Linked DNA regions of Homo sapiens: region 2 is linked to region 1. A link is a loop called in an ENCODE intact Hi-C map of the cell type or tissue named here. Cell type or tissue: Caco-2. All regions are shown on one strand.

Region 1 (8,000 bases):
AAGTGGCTTACAAATTGCATAAGCTTTAGACCGCAAACACCTCCAGCTGGGCCTCTACCCACTGCTGATAGACGACCCCCAAAGAGGCCACAGGGGAAAGCAGGCCTCTCGTCTCAGCAGAATCTCTCAGTTTCTTGTTATGTGGTTGGTCAGTGTAATCACTTTTAATTTAAAAAACATTGTACCTCATCTGTTTTGTCTCCTTTGTAGTCACACATATAATTTGTTTTTGTCTTCCTTTTCTTCATTTAAAAGCCTTATCAGAAGAGTATTATTTTTATTTATTTATTTATTTTTTTGAGACGGAGTCCCGCTCTGTCGCCCAGGCTGCAGTGCAGTGGTGTGATCCGGCTCACTGCAGGCTCCGCCTCCCGGGTTCACGCCGTTCTCCTGCCTCAGCCTCCCAAGTAGCTGGGACTACAGGCGCCCGCCACCAAGCCCGGCTAATTTTTTGTATTTTTAGTTTATTTTATGAGATTTTCTTTAAAAAATGTTTTGCTTTTGTAGATTTTGTTTCTTTGTTATCTAATTCAATTTCTACTATTATCCTCTTTTACTCTTTCTGCCAAAAAATACAGACCAGATTTTAAACATCAAAACAAAAAGCTATGGCTACAGTAAGGATGAAGGCCAAGTCTTCACTCCCATGGCAATTTTCTCCTAGCTAAGGCGAGGTATAAAACAAATTAATAACTGAATGTATAATTTATTGTCAGGTAGTGATTGGTACTGTGAAGAAAAATACATGTAGGTAAGTGGATATGGAATGATGGAGGTGGCATCTGCTTTAGATGGGATGGTCAGGGAAGGACTTTCAAGAAAGTGATATCTGAGCAGAGACCTGAGTAGGTAAGGAAGAGAGCAACACTGTGTGTGTTCTGGGCAAAGGGAGAGCAAGTGCAAAGGCCCTGAGGTAGAAATGGGATTGGAGTGTCCTAGTACTTGCAAGAAGGGCACTGTGTGCCATGCAGATCAAGTAAGGAAAGCAGAGAGAGAGGTTCCAGAGCTCAGATCTTATTTAACCCTATTAACTATAGGGAGAGTACCATTTTTATTCTAAATAAGAAAGCAAGACAACAGAGAGTGTGGGGCTGGAGAGCGCTGAGGCAGATTGACGTATAAATCTACAACAACTGCTGGTAGGAAAACCTCCCTTCCATTTGATTCCACTTCTCAGAACTTGCTTGTTGGCCCCAGAAGCACAAAGGAGCTGGGTCCCACCAGGAACAGCTGGGCAGCAGTGAATGCTGGAAAATGAGAGAGGAAGAGACAGATGGATGAGGATTAGAGGAATCCTCCAACGGGTCCAGCTTTGAATGAGGCAGAAAGTGTGAAGGTGAATGGAGAGTCACTGACACAGGGACAAGTTCTAAGACTTGGAAAAGGAGGCAGAAAACACAGCAGAAGTTAGAAGGAGTCTCTCTTTTGCCTTTATTATTCATTTGTTCCACAAGTAACACACGTCATTTGTAAACATATTAGAAAATACAGATAAAGAAGAAAAAGAGTCATTTTAAATTGCAAATCTAAAGATTGTTAGGTTAAATTGCAAATCTAAAGACTGTTAATATTTTGGTCTGTACAGTTCCATCTTTCTTACACATTTACACATATATAAACATGTATATATATATATATACATGTATATATAATGTATGCTTTTTACACAAATCATATTTGCATTATACTGTCATTTTTGCATTAAATATTTTATAAACATCCTCATGTCAATAAATGTAGGTTACTATTAACATTTTCAATTAGTGCAGGAAGACTGCTCTGTATGTTTTTACTATAGTTTATTTAAACACTTCCCTGGTCATTTAGGTTTTTTTCACATTTTGCCTTCATAAATGGCCACGTAACAGAGCTCTCTAAATTTAGATGCTGGGCACTTGCTGTTTCTTGATACTAAATACTTAGATAGGCTATCGCTAGGTTAAAGAATTAAAGATTTCAAACCTCTAGATATATCAGCAAATAGTTCTCAAAAAGTCTTGACTTAAAAATTCCCCCAACATGATGTTCCTACTACCCCCACACCATCACCAGTACTGGCTACTTCATTATTTTGCATTTTTGTTATCTATCCGGTCAACTGTGACACTACTTAATTGTTGTATTAGTTTTTATTTTTCTTACTAATTTTCATGTACTTATTCATCTTGCTGGAACTGCCTAGTTCATATCTTTTGCCTACTGTGTTGAGCAGGCTTGTCTTTTTCTCATTGCTTTTGAGAGTTCATATTATGTTTATAGTAATTCTATTACATATGTTATGGTGGTTTCCCAATGTTATTTTATTTTTTTTTAATTTTTTTTATACAGAGTCTCACTCTGTTGCCCAGGCTGGAGTGCAATGGCATGATCTTGGCTCACTGCAACCTCCGCCTCCCAGGTTCAAGTGATTCTCCTACCTCAGCCTCCTGAGTAGCTGGGACTACAGGCGCCCGCCACCACGCCCGGCTAACTTTTGTATTTTTAGTAGAGATGAGTTTCACCATGTTGGCCAAGCTGGTCTTGAACTCCTGATCTCGTGATCTTCCCACCTCAACCTCCCAAAGTGCTGAGATTACAGGCGTGAGCCACCATGCCCGGCCCCAGTGTTCTATTACCATGGTGAGATTTTATTTCCCTGTAGAGATAGTTTTAAATTTTTATGTAATCAGACCTATGAAGTTTCTGATTGTAATGTCCAGGTTGGAAAGACTTCCCCTGCCCCAAAGTTCTATCAATACTCATTTTATATTTCTGGTAAAGATTTATATTTACATTTTAACTCAGCTGGCTACCCTAGTCCTACTAGCATTACAGTGAGAAACAATTTAAAAACAAAGTCACCCAGTTCCACTAGCATCCCTCCTTACACCAACATTCCCTGTTCCACCAGCCTCCCTCCTTACACCAGCATTCCCTGTTCCACTAGTACTCCTTGCACACAAGCTCTCCTCCTGACTCCTTTTTCTCGTAGCTTATAGAGTGGCCTGAGAGTAATTAATCTCTGGCTCTGAGCACAGTGAGGCTCAGCAGGCTCCAATCACATAAGGCACAGTCCCTAAGGCTTGCTTCTATCTCTCCTCAGGGGAGGGCTGTCCCCAGCTCCTAGAGCGGCCCCTTGTGTCTTCTCACACACACAGGGAGGAAGGAGATGAAGGAATGACACTCCTCTTAGAGAGCCTGCCTATTTGGCTTGACCTTTCCCTACATCTGTCTAAAGTACTGATGGATGGCCGTACTGGAGACACTGTTAGACTCTCTTCAGAAGACTGTCTGGACCACCAGTGACCCTTAACACAGACAAGCATATGCTGTGGAAGAGTAGCTTCTAGACTTTTCTTCTTCCTCTGCAGCCACCCCCATTTAGTACATGCCACCAGAAGGCAATCAGGGTATCAAATCATTCTGTTTGAGCTTTGAAAACAGTGCTTTTTAAAACTATGAATACAAGGAAGAGGTACACTTCTTAATCCCCATAGACCGTTGATCTTCCCTTGAGATTTCTGTTCAAATGTCACTGTGAATTTTCTACTCCCTAAATTTACTAAACCAACAGCATCCCAGCACACATGTACATACTCGGTATTATTGAAATGCTGTCACTTTGGGGATAGAGCAGCTGTTTCTTACAGGCAGTAAACAATGGTTTTGAACAGGAAGCAGGAGAAAACATGTCCGGAGAAAACTTTCTGGGAGAAAAACAAACATTGACTAAGTTTGATTCTGGTCAAGTGACACAGTTTTATCTAGAAAGTGATATCGCAGAAACTCCATGTTCTAATATTTAATTATATGATTAATACAATGGTCACAGATTACTTAATTATAAAATTGTTAGTCTGCATATTTACTGGTCCATTTGTAAAGTAAAATAAATGAGTTCCTCTATCACTGTCGTTCTCAAAGGCAGGGGTAGGGTGGGGTGGGGGGAGCAATTTTGCCTGCCAGGGACATTTGACGATGTCTGGAGGCATTTTTTAATTGTGACAACTGGGAGGGTGCTACTGGCATCTAGTGGCTAGAGACCAGGGATATTGCTCAGCATCCTACAATGCTCAGGACAGCCCCTGCCGCTGCTCCCATCAAAACAAAGAATGACCAGCCCCAAATGTAAATCGTATCGAGAGAAAAGTGATCAAGAACAATTAGGAAAGGCATCTCCTACATGTTCTCTCTGATTTTCTCCCAGTTTAATGCAAGCAGAAAAACGTTGACCTATGCCCAGAAGGACACTCGTGACGCAGGAAAAATGGAACCCTAGGAAGCAGGAATCATTGCCCTGCTGATGGGAAGGTCCTGGGAACATGGAGTATTAGAACTATGTTTATGGGGGCCTAGTCCAGTCCCTCATCCCAGGTCTTGTTCCCTCCATGTCATGACTTCAGTGCCCTCCACACTGTAAAATTCACCAGTGAACGGCACGTGAAAACTTCCAGGCTTTCTGTGGGTCGGAGCATGGGCGCATGTCCCAAGTGCTGTTGAACCCTGGTCTCGGGTCGGCTCAGCTCAAGCTGCTGTTACCACAGCTCCATCTTCAGCTCCTTAACATGCTCTTCCTCTCTACCTCCTTTCTTCTTTTCTTCTCCTGGTTAAGTTTAAGAACCTGCAGTCCCATCCACCCCTGCTCCAGGAAAACCTCAGCAACACTTCTCTGGTCTACTCAATCCCTCCTTTCCTAGGGGCTCCTTCTCTTCATCTGTGATCTCCCAGGAAGCAAAGGTTCCCTTGAACCCATCTACCATCCTCTTCCCAAGCCTCCAACTCACCTTCTTGCAAACATGGTTTCAGCTATCTCCTCTGTCATTGATAATAATGTGTGTCACACACTGTGCTAAGAATTTGACCCTCAATACCCTTAGGAGGTCAACATTGCTATTCAGCCCATGGTACAGATGAGTTTGAAGACCTAGGTTCAAACCGTGGCTGTGGCAGTCACTCAGCCTCTGAGTCTCAGATTCCCTATTTGTAATGGGACCAATAACATCTTCCTTGGGACTCAGGGTTTTAAAATATAAAGATCAAGTGAATTAAAGCACATTATCATCATCATCACCACGAGTGCTTTAATGTATTATTGATTCAATATTAATTTCTAAAGAAACCAAATAAGGAGACAAGGTATAATCATTTAACATATTCCTGACTTTCTATCTGTGTCAAGACTTTGAAGAAATCACACACAGGGTCTGTTTCCCTATGCCCAGCCCAGCAACGACAAGCCCTCAGGGCAGGGACTGTGCAATCTGATCACCTGAGCCAGAATCCTGATGGCTGAGTGATTGCAGGCAAATTATACCTTCCAGTAACCCTGTCTTCTTATCTGGAACCTGAGGATGAAAATAAGGATGCCCTCCATGCTGTTTGGAAATTCATTCAATTAATCTTTGCGATGAGCTGAGGACAGAGCCCAAACCATATTACACACAAGGTATGTTGCCAATCTTACCACACCTCCAGGGAGGACTTGCAGTAAGTAACATCGCTCTCTGAAACACCCATGCTTATGGCTATGAGCCATCTCTGTCTGCTGTAAGCCGCCCCCAAGTCTCTGGCCTCTGCTCTGCCTCTTGGAGTATTTCTGTCTCCTTCCATGGCCACCCTGGCCAGCATGCACTGGCATCCCCCATGTGCCAAGCTGCATGCCAAGGGCAGATGTGGAAGGTCCAGTGACTTGGGTAATCTTGGCAGGACACAGTGGGTGCAGAATCTTTCACATGCTCATTTTGTAGGTCTCTAACTTGCTGAGGTTTATTGAGAAAACTTAAAAGCTAATTAGGTTCTATGTCAGGTCCTAAGAAAAAGGCTTAAAAAATGAAGATGAAAAGCAAAAGTTACTGGATAATTATTTTAAGAGAGAGATTTGCAAATTAAAGTCTCTCTCTTTGCATCTATTAAATTAGCAAATGTTAAAGAATAAGATATTAACCAGCAGTGTTGGCCAGGATATAAAACACCAGCACATTGGTGCACAGCTAGTGGAAATGCAAATCCATACAATTCCAATAAAAATAAATTTGCCACTGTATTTCATAGCCACTGATCCAGTAATCCTCATTCTCAGAACCTTTCTTAGAGAAATTGTAAAGAGTAAGAAAAAAATCCACAAAGGTGCCCACTACATATTATACATAATAGTAAAAATGGGAACAAACTCAATGCCCCTAAATAAGGAAGCTGATAAGTAAATCTATTAATTCATATTTTCAACAAATATTTATAAATTGCTCCATTTCTGAGTTCTCTGCTATATCAGCTCAATAAAATATCTTGTAGTCAGTAAAATCATCAATAATAAAATATGTAACATAAGAAGTGAAATGAAATTCATAAAAATACACTTTTGCCATGATTATAATGATGCCAAAATTAAATATTTTTATTTGCAGTGTTTGGGAACATGGACAAATCAAAATTGCTCATTTATTAAGATGGTGAATTCTAGATTATTTTCTTCTCCACTACTTGTTATTCATTATTACATTATTTGAAATGAAGAAAAATCTTATTAAACATGTAAAAACGCCAGGCATGGTTGCTCACGCCTGTAATCCCAGCACTTTCGGAGGCCAAGGCGGGTGGATCATCTGAAGTCAGGAGTTTGAGACCAGCCTGGAAGACGTGGTGAAACCCCGTCTCTACTAAAAATACAAAAATTAGCTGGGCATGGTGGCAGGCACCTGTAATTCCAGCTACTCGGGAGGCTGAGGCAGGAGAATCGCTTGAACCCAGGAGGCAGAGGTTGCGGTGAGCTGAGATTGTGCCGTCGCACTCCAGCCTGGGCAACAAGAGTGAAACTCTGTCTCAAAAAAAAAAAAAAAAAAAAAAAAAAGTAAAAGTCCCCACTCTTGCAGTCCTGTGTGAGCCCTACTCTGGGACTCCCACTCCCGATCGTGACTCTCTGCACATGAGTGGCAGCAGCGGCCTGGCCTGGGTCTTGCTTGACCATGGCCACGGGAGGGCTCAGCCTGTGGACCTGAAGCCACTTTCCCAGGAAGCCCCTGCTTGTTTCTCCAGATTGTTCTGCTGTACTTTATTTTTGCTCTCTCAAATACGATTTAAAACCCCAAAGAGAACACACTGGAGAGTCATTTCACAAGAAGTCCATCTATTCATTTCACAAGAAATGACTCTCCAAACACGTTGGAGAGTCATTTCACAAGAAGTCCATTCTATTCCTATAAAAGCAGGGAGATAGCCATTCATCCTTGGGATCCCTCTGGGAATTCTTTAGAAGCAGTGAGGCTCAGGCCTATAACTGACAAGCTCTGCTCCGCACATTCCAGTGGATCTGGGTGCAAAAGCTGACCAAGCGGCTGCGATTTGCAGGGGTGGAAACCTGGAATGTAACAAAATACAAAGCATGGGAAAAATGTGTGGCATTTTCAGTTTAAGTTGGCCAGCTGAGCTAGCTGAACTAAGCCCTGGCTAAACTCATACGTGGGCAAGGGCAGCTATCACCAAAGATAAGCCCTCTGAGAGTGCCTTAGAGGGTTTATAGCTATAGATATGGAAACCAGTCCCACCCGAAAAGACATTTTTATTTTTAACATTCTGGAAGCATGCCATCTGTAATCAGTTTGCTCACTCTGAATGAGCTCGAATGATTCAATCAGTCTTTAAAATTCTTTACTACAGGCAATCAAGCACAACTTTGATGCCCCGAGGGGTTAGAGTTTCTATTCCCTGATCATTTGCTCCAAGCACCTTCTGTTCAAAAAAAAAAAAAAAAGAAAAAGAAAAAAAGAAAGAAAGAAAAAAGAACAAAAAAAAGAAAGAAAAAAGAAAAGAAAAGAAAAGAAATATGCTTTTTAGGTTTGAGTTTGACCCTTAAGATGAGTTTCAAAGTAAACTCTTTTTAAAGACAATGTCCATGGACTTGGGTTTTTTTTGTTTGTTTGTTTGTTTGTTTTGCTGTATTTCAATCACTGCACGTGCTTGTGTTCAATGGCCTGTAAAATGTCTTGTGTACTCTGAAAGGAGAAGGAGTTCATATTGGAATGGCA
Region 2 (8,000 bases), 100 kb before region 1:
GGTGTTATTTTCCTTTCTATCTTTTTTTTTCTTTTTTTAAGATCAGATGTTCATAGTAACTGAGCAGTCTCTCAGTGCACATGGAGTGGTTTTAAAAGTCAACATTAATGTTCAATTCTGCTGCACGGTGTTGAGTATTCTGGAAAGATCTCAAGAAGAGCCTGATCCCATGCCAGCAGAGGCTCTGTTATGCATCCTGCTTTTCCTTTTAAGGCATTTTAAATTAAAGGAAGCCTTAGACACCACCATTTCTTTCTGTCCCACTGACAACCAAATCCTTTCAACGAAAGCACCAATTTGGTTTAGCTACAGATTATTTTTATCTGTTCTTGAAAGTCACATAAACGTGACCTGAACAAATACGCTCCCCTGCATGTTCTTCCTGAATTTCAAAGTTTTTCAGTAATTAAGCATTTTTCCTAGAGTGTTGCAAACCAAATAGAGTTCTGTGCCAAAGCAAGGAACGCATTAATGAAAACGAAGAATAAAAGGAAGCCAAATCCAAGTTGCAAAAAATGCTCTGCCTTATTTTGCTGAAATGAGATGCAAATATATATATATAATATATATATATATATATGCAAGCTGAGGACTAGAGTAAATATAATATGTTGATGTGAATTTTCATACTAAAATTTTTCAAGAAAATAAATATCCCATCTCAAGATATGTTTTTTTAAAAAGAATCACACAATCACATGAATTAAATGTGTGTCTTGGTAAATTTAGGGATGTTAATAATTCATTCCGATAATAGTATTAAACCAGAAAACTTTACAGAGTGAAAAAGTAATAATCTAGCAAAGAATCCTATCATTGGATTTCACCCAAAAAGGCATCAAATCCTCTAGATTCCATCAAATTTCTTTAAAAGGAAAAACACTTTTTCTTTTCAGGATGTCTTAGAAGTTTTCATTAAATCAAAAATGTGCACAGCTTATACAGTGGTTCTCCAGAAAACTTCAACCACTTGGAACACATGTTTGTGTTTAGGGGAAGACAGAGGGAAAAGAGAGGAAAGGTTGGGAAGAAAGAGATCATAATGGCTTCAACAAAATTTACAACCAGTGATTGTATGATATTGTGGCGGCGGCAGCTCCTCACACAAAACAGATGGTACAATACAGAGCTGTGTCTTAAAATGCCAAGCAACTAAAGATTCACTGATTCCATCTACTTCTGAAGCCTTTCCTAACAATCTATGCCCCAGAGTCGACTTCAGAATATTTTTACGTTTTAATTATCCCCTTATTTGAATTACTATAGCAATTATAGCTTCATACAGGCTCATTATACATTTAAACATTAATTTTATGTTTTAAAACTCAATACTCTTAGGTCAAAAGCTCACTAGTGAGATAGTGGAGTGGAACGTTAGTTTCCTATGTAACAAATGACCACTGTAACAAATTCCCATAAACTTAGTGCCTTAAAACAACTCATATTTATTCTCTTGCATTTCTGGAGGTAAGAAATCTAAAACGAGTTTCCTTGGGACAAAATCAAGACCTCAGCGAGGCCCTGCTCCCTCTGGAGGCTATAGAGGAGAATCTGTTTCCTTCCTTGCCTTTTCCAGCTTCTAGAGCTGCTTGCCTCCCTGGGCTAGGGCTTCCCTTCCATCTACAAGGGAGGAGCAGGGCATCTCCAATTCTCTCTCTGCTCCATCTTCACATCGCCTTTTCCTCTCTATCTGCAGCAAATCTTCCTCTGCTCCCTCTTATAAGGACTCTCACGATTACATTTAAGACCCACATGGACAATGCAGAATAATCTCTCACCTCAAGACCCGTAACTTAATCACATCTGCATCATTCCTTTTGCCATGTCAGGTAACATTCACAACTTCCAGGGATTAGGACAGGGACGTCTTTGGAGTGGACTATCACACCCTCCACAGCAGCAGAGGTTAACCTCTTAATGTCAATCATTTAGAACTACAGTCATCCTTCAGTATACCTGAGGGATTGGTTCCAAGACCCTTCCCCATACCAAAATCCACAGATGCTCATGTCCCTGATATGTAATAGTGTAGCATTTCCATATAACCTATGCATATCCTCCCATGTACTTTAAATTATCTCTAGATTACTTACAATCCCTAATACAATATAAATGCTAAGTAAATAGTTGTTATACTGTATTGCTTAGGAAATAACAAGAAAAAGTCTGTACATGTTCAGTACAGATAGAACCACCCTTTTATTCCCAAATATATTTGATCCACAGGTGGCTGAATCCATAGACTTGGAACCCATGGATATGGAGAGTCAACTGTTACTTTTAAATCACCTTGCAAATGAAAATATGCTTGCTAAGGTTCCTTCAAAAAGATCATTCTTAAAAAGAGTTTTGGTTAGTGTAGATTCCACTCAAACTTAATCCTCAGCTCCATGCATCATTAACCTTATGGATAAAAAATTGTGGGGTGGGATCCTGCAATTCTCTCGTTCTGTCAACAGAGAATACTAAAAAGTTTAAAGCCATGTTCCTCAAAATGTTTTTCTCCTACACTTAAATCGTATTTTCATAACAGCATTTAATATACTAAACTACATCATAGCCTAGCCTAGCCTATTCTAAGCATGCTCAAAACATTCCCATGAGCCTACAGTTGCAAAAATCATTTGGCAACTCAGTCCACTGTAGAGTATTGGACATTTACCCTTGTGATCAAGTGGCTGACGGAGCTGTGACTGATGGCCACTGCCCAGCATGGTAAGAGAGTGTCCACCATATATCACTAGGCTGAGAGAAGATCAAAATTCAAAATTTAAAGTACAGCTCCTACTGAATGTATATCATGTTAGCACCATCATGAAGTCAAAAACTGTAAGTCCAACCATCTGAAGGCAGGGACCATCTCTAGTTCGTCATGCAACGGAAACTTAAAAATGCCTTTAAAAGTTAACATAGGGCAGCTTAATTTGACGTTAAGAAATTTTCATTGAGAACCTTGAAATAAGTGTGAAAAATGCATGTGTAATATGGTTATGGCAATAGGGGAGTTGGCAAAGAACTTGGGAGAACGTGCAATGTTCCCAATTAATTTTAGACCCCATAAGAATGACACAAACAGAAGAGCTTGCAGCTGCTAACAAATGACAGATATGTTCTGTCACACCCCGGCCAGTCCAAAGGGTAATGCAGCTAACCTGATAGTCCCCGGGAATAGCAGCTGTCAGGAAGGTGCTGCTACATGTCAGATCCAGCTCCTTAAGAGCAACTGATAAGAAAAAGATGAAGAAGAAAACAGCTTAATGTCAGTGTAAAATCTGAAATTCACTTAATCATGGGATTTTAATTTGTTAACCTTCCCAAAAAATAGTATGCTAAGAACCAAACTGTGTTCCCTAGTCAAGGTGGAGACCCATAGGACATCTCACTTCTCCATCAACTGCCACCCACGTAGCACCTCATAAATGAAAGTGGGACAGGGACACTTTTCTCTTATTAAATCATTTTCTCATATCTGAATATAGTTACGACATTTGTGAAATCAGTGCAAAAACAATCTCTTTTTATTGAACGAAACATAGCCCAGGTACCATGTGCTTAATTCAATTTAACTGAACAAATTTACTGAACACCTACGGTATATAAAGCACTGTGCAAGGCACTGCTGAGTCCAATGTGAACCCTGCCTTTACAGAGGTGTGCAGACATGCACACACACATACACAGACACACTCACATGACATACATACCTCTGCACACGTATACACCACACACAGACACAGATACGCAAACACCACGCAACACATAAATACACACGTATACACACACACCACACACACACCTGCTGTCCATGAAGAGCAGGAGTTTTGCCCATCACATGGAGAACAGGGAACGTACACATGGCAAGGATTTCATAGCACCGTTGGAAGCAGCACTTAGAATCTCTAGAAAAAGAGATTTCTCTTATTTACCATTTCTACACTCTCTCACAGTGAACTACCCGTATAGTCAGCTGTGAAGGTTATAACGCCCACTGGACAAAATTTTAAAATGTAGAAAACTGTCTTCACTTTAGTATGAACAAGAGAATCCTTTGTCATCCCACCCCAGGGAACCAGTGTGAAGAGACACGACAGTTTGTGTGGAGAAAGGGGTTGACCATTTACAAGGAGAGAGCCATTTCCTAAGACGTTGCTTCATCAAAGCATCCTGGAACCCCAGAAGAGGGAAGAGTATCAAACCGCATCTGTGTGCAAGAAGCCTGGCTCCCCTCCCCATGCAACTGGAAGACCAATGAGAATCAGAAAAGCAGTGACCACGGGCCATCCTGGAGCCACATGGGGGCAGCGTCTTCTGGGACACAGGGGAAGCACTGAGAGGCATTTAGGAACCAGGGATCCATGGTCATTCTTACTTAAAGAACACACCCATTATTTACATCCTATCCCAATGGTGGCAAAATAATACCACTGAGCTGAAAAGGATCTCTACATTCTACCAAATCCTGTTATTCTCACATGGGCTTCTTCAAAAGTATAGAAGGTTGTCAATGTGAACACAGTGCACTTCATGACTATCATATCAATCCCTGAGTGTTTACTTTCTTCTCAGTGACATTAACACTGGAACATCCATGTCAAGGAAGTACGATCTGTTCTTTTCAAACTAAAACATGTCCAGTCCGGAGTGGGTGGGAGCAAGCCCACCTTGTGGCCACTACTGAACTACCAAAACTCCAACAGAGAAACCAATTCTGTGAAGCCTATGGGGAATGCCACATTTTTTCTAAAGAACCATAAATTAAGTTTAAATTCATGTGGTCTGTTCACTAAATGTCTTTGCAGAAGGAAAAGGGAATTGGCTCCAAGGATTGCAGTTGCTCTGAAAGTGCATGTGGCATCAATACTCACTTCTCTAAGTGGGGTCCCAGGACCTGTGGCATCAGTATTATCTGGAAACAGAAATGCAGACTCTCAGGTTCCACCTCAGAACCCCTGGACCAGCTTCTGCATCTCCACAGAATCCCCAGGTCCTCTGTGCCTTTAGGTTGGAGAATCAGTGGAATAAACACCAGGAGTGCAAACAAGATCAAAGAAGTTACCTGTTGTAGTTCACTTTTTCAAATAATTGACTGAAATTAATTTTTATAATTAATGAAGCTAGTGATGATTTGGAATCCCTTGACTAAGAGAAGGGTTTTAATGTAATTAATCTGCAAAATGATCAGTTTTTGTGCATCACTAAACCTATGAAGTTTATAAAGATTATTTTCCTAGCTGGTTATGAAGAAAATAATGTCACAAAAGCATCTAAGGGCTGTGCCTTACCAATGAGCCGACCCTCTCCAGTCTGCTTTCCTGTAATCATAGTGACTCAATTTCTAGACTTAGAAAGAAAAAACACAGAAAACTAACATAGAGGATTGTTCTCCCTTCTGGTCACGGTTTATGGTAGCAACAGGTGAAAAAGGCCAACAGAAGCAACGATTTGCCTCATCACATTAAAAGAAACATTTGCTTTCTCTTCCAAAAGCGTAAGTAGTAACTATGGAAACCAGACAAAAACGTTGAAAATGACTTGCAATTCACAAAGAGCAGAACAACTCTATTTCACCCACCAAAAAACAAAAAAATTAACGATGAAAAAATCCACCGAAACCTTCCCCAAGAAGAGCTGGATCTGCAGAAGACATAATGTGAGTGCTTTGCTCATGCACCATCATAAATTGTTTGATTTGCTACAGAATTGTTAAATTATGTTTTTACAAATCGGTTATTTAGCTGTGACTCCATTTAAATCTACAATTTTATGTGTCCTGATGATAAAATGGGCCCTTAGCTGAGCCAGCTAATTCCTCAGGTAAAAGGCATATTCTTTTGGCAGTAAATTAACTTTGGAAGGTCAGTAGGTGGCCTATCACCAATGTTAGAGATTTAAGAAATGCATATTTTGTCTAAAACACTTAATTTACACCTAAGGAAGCTGAATGAATGATCTCAAAATTTCCAGCTATTATCTGTTTACTAAGTTGGTCCTCTGGATATCCTATTTAAAGGTTGAAATAAATGTACACATGATTTATGGAGAGAAAATAAAGCAGGAAAACTTCACCCAATTATGCCAACCTACTCACTGCCCAGAAATTTCCATCCAATTCCACTGCCATAAGCAACTTCTCTGTGTGTTCTCCCATTTATCTGTTTGATGTTCCTGTATCCCTCCCCCACTTTCAGATCAGATGTTACTTCCTTTTCAGACGAGCTTGTGCACTGCTTGATCTTAATGGAACCCCATAAGGAGAAAATGACCACTTTATTTTAAAAAACAGAGGAGATGCTGACTCAAAACAGAAGAGAGTAAAGAACTTCCTTAAAAATATGAATCTCAGTGATACTTTTATAGCCCAGAATGACATGTTTATCTTTCACCTATTTTTTTTTTCACTCCAAGCAAGAGCAGAAAATTTTTTTTTAAGCTTGATAAGCAAAGACTCATTTGGGGATACCTGCTACCTGAATTATCACTATCAGGGTTAAATTAATAACTATGGCATATTATAAAGCCATAAATATAATTTTGAGCTCCACTCTTCCCAGCATATTTATGTGAGTTTTTGTCTCATTTTGTGTGTTTGTGGTGAGTTTTCTTCCTTTCTCTGTAAAACATGGAGCTGCTAAGGCATCAGTCTGTTATTGTATACTGACGGAGTGTGGAAATAAATGCCAATATCATTTGCAGAGCCATCCTGGTTGTGACTTTTTTTTAGGTGAGTATCCCACTTTCAACTAAAACCTAGAAAAAGAATTCTAAAACCTTTTTCCCAATTAAATGTTGGCACTCATAACACATTGTTGATGGATTGACCAAATTAAAAAACAAAAAATCTTAAGTTTAATACTGTTTTCTTCAGATGGCATCAACAGCGAAGTATGTCCCTAAACTTTTCATTGTTCAATGCTGGGTTGACAAGCAAGAAAAATCTTTTTATCACCAAAATGCAAAAACAATCTGAACTAGCTGCTGTGTCCAATCCAGCTTCGTTTTAATTTGGTGCTAATTCTCTAATTTGCTCATTTATTTTCTCTAACCACATAATTAATGCTGAAGAAAGTCTTTTACAGCTTGCCACTGAGCCCTCCATGTCTTAATAGAAGGAAAAATTCCTTAGATATGTTTCCCATCACCATGCATGTGCTGAAGCCAAGAACTAGAAAACCGTAACTGTGAAGTATTACGAAATCCACACAATTAAGTGCTGAAACCAGCAAGGGCCAAAACCACTCTGAGACCCAGCTCAGACCAACCCAGCCTGCCCTTTCAAGTCTGTAAATTGGATCGCGGTCCAGTGCTTTCTCTTACCTCATCAGCCTTCCTTTTTCCTTTTGCTGTAGTGGTATGTTTTCAATGAACTCTGACATATTTCTCTGATTGAAAACCATTTTAATACTCCTAGACAATGTGCTTCTGAAACATTGTCACAACACATACAATAACCAAAAGTTTAGACCTGTGTAAAGCAAAGTGAAAAATGGAGTGTCATTGAATCCCACAATTCTCGAAATACAAGTTTATGGGAAAAGCCAAAGAGAGCCAAGTGATATAGTTTCCAGCCATGGCACCTCAGGAAGGCCCCTCACCTGGCCTAGCAGCAGCCATTCCCACCCCCAAATTGTAACCTCAGAGGTACAGAACCATTCTCCAAGTGCTGTGACCTTTCCTCCTACAAATCATTCATCAGTCCAACATTTCCTAAGCACCTACTCCAGGCCAGGCACTGTTGTCAGGACTGGACATACAGTGAAGGAAGCAAAGGCTCTGCCTCGTGGGACCCACACTCCACGGGAGGAGGTAAACCACCAAATACATGAGTAAACCTATGGAGGATGATGGAGAAGAGAACAGAGGAATGGCGTGCTGGGAATAGGGCAGGGAGGGAGTCGCTGAAATGGAGTGAGGGGAACGTGAGCCTCTTGAAGGACAGGGCACTGGGGCGGAGTCAGAGGGGCTTAGAAGGTGAGGGTGGGTAGGGGGAGGACAGGAGCTCA

The links. Peaks named below come from ENCODE experiments on the same cell type or tissue, not always from the same donor. Only the 100,000 strongest peaks of a DNase experiment are listed, where the experiment ranks them.
Region 2: a loop joins it to region 1, with 26 times the contacts of the local background. A loop is called at or near these places in 2 of 110 quality-filtered maps.

The regions. Positions count from the first base shown.
Region 1 is chr5:9,614,292-9,622,291 of GRCh38, forward strand. No RefSeq gene overlaps it. Among named protein-coding and RNA genes, the nearest start is that of TAS2R1, 12 kb to the right of the region's middle. In Caco-2, no CTCF peak of the experiment used is centred here; DNase peaks (open chromatin) are centred at 3,117, 5,237 and 7,350.
Region 2 is chr5:9,512,507-9,520,506 of GRCh38, forward strand. All of the region lies in intron 1 of SEMA5A (semaphorin 5A), which reads right to left. It overlaps SEMA5A-AS1 (SEMA5A antisense RNA 1), which reads left to right. Exons shown (of 3, transcript NR_109935.1): 3 at 4,066-5,580. Among named protein-coding and RNA genes, the nearest start is that of SEMA5A-AS1, 5.2 kb to the left of the region's middle. In Caco-2, CTCF peaks have their summits at 1,546 (motif pointing left) and 4,317 (motif pointing right); a DNase peak (open chromatin) is centred at 4,285.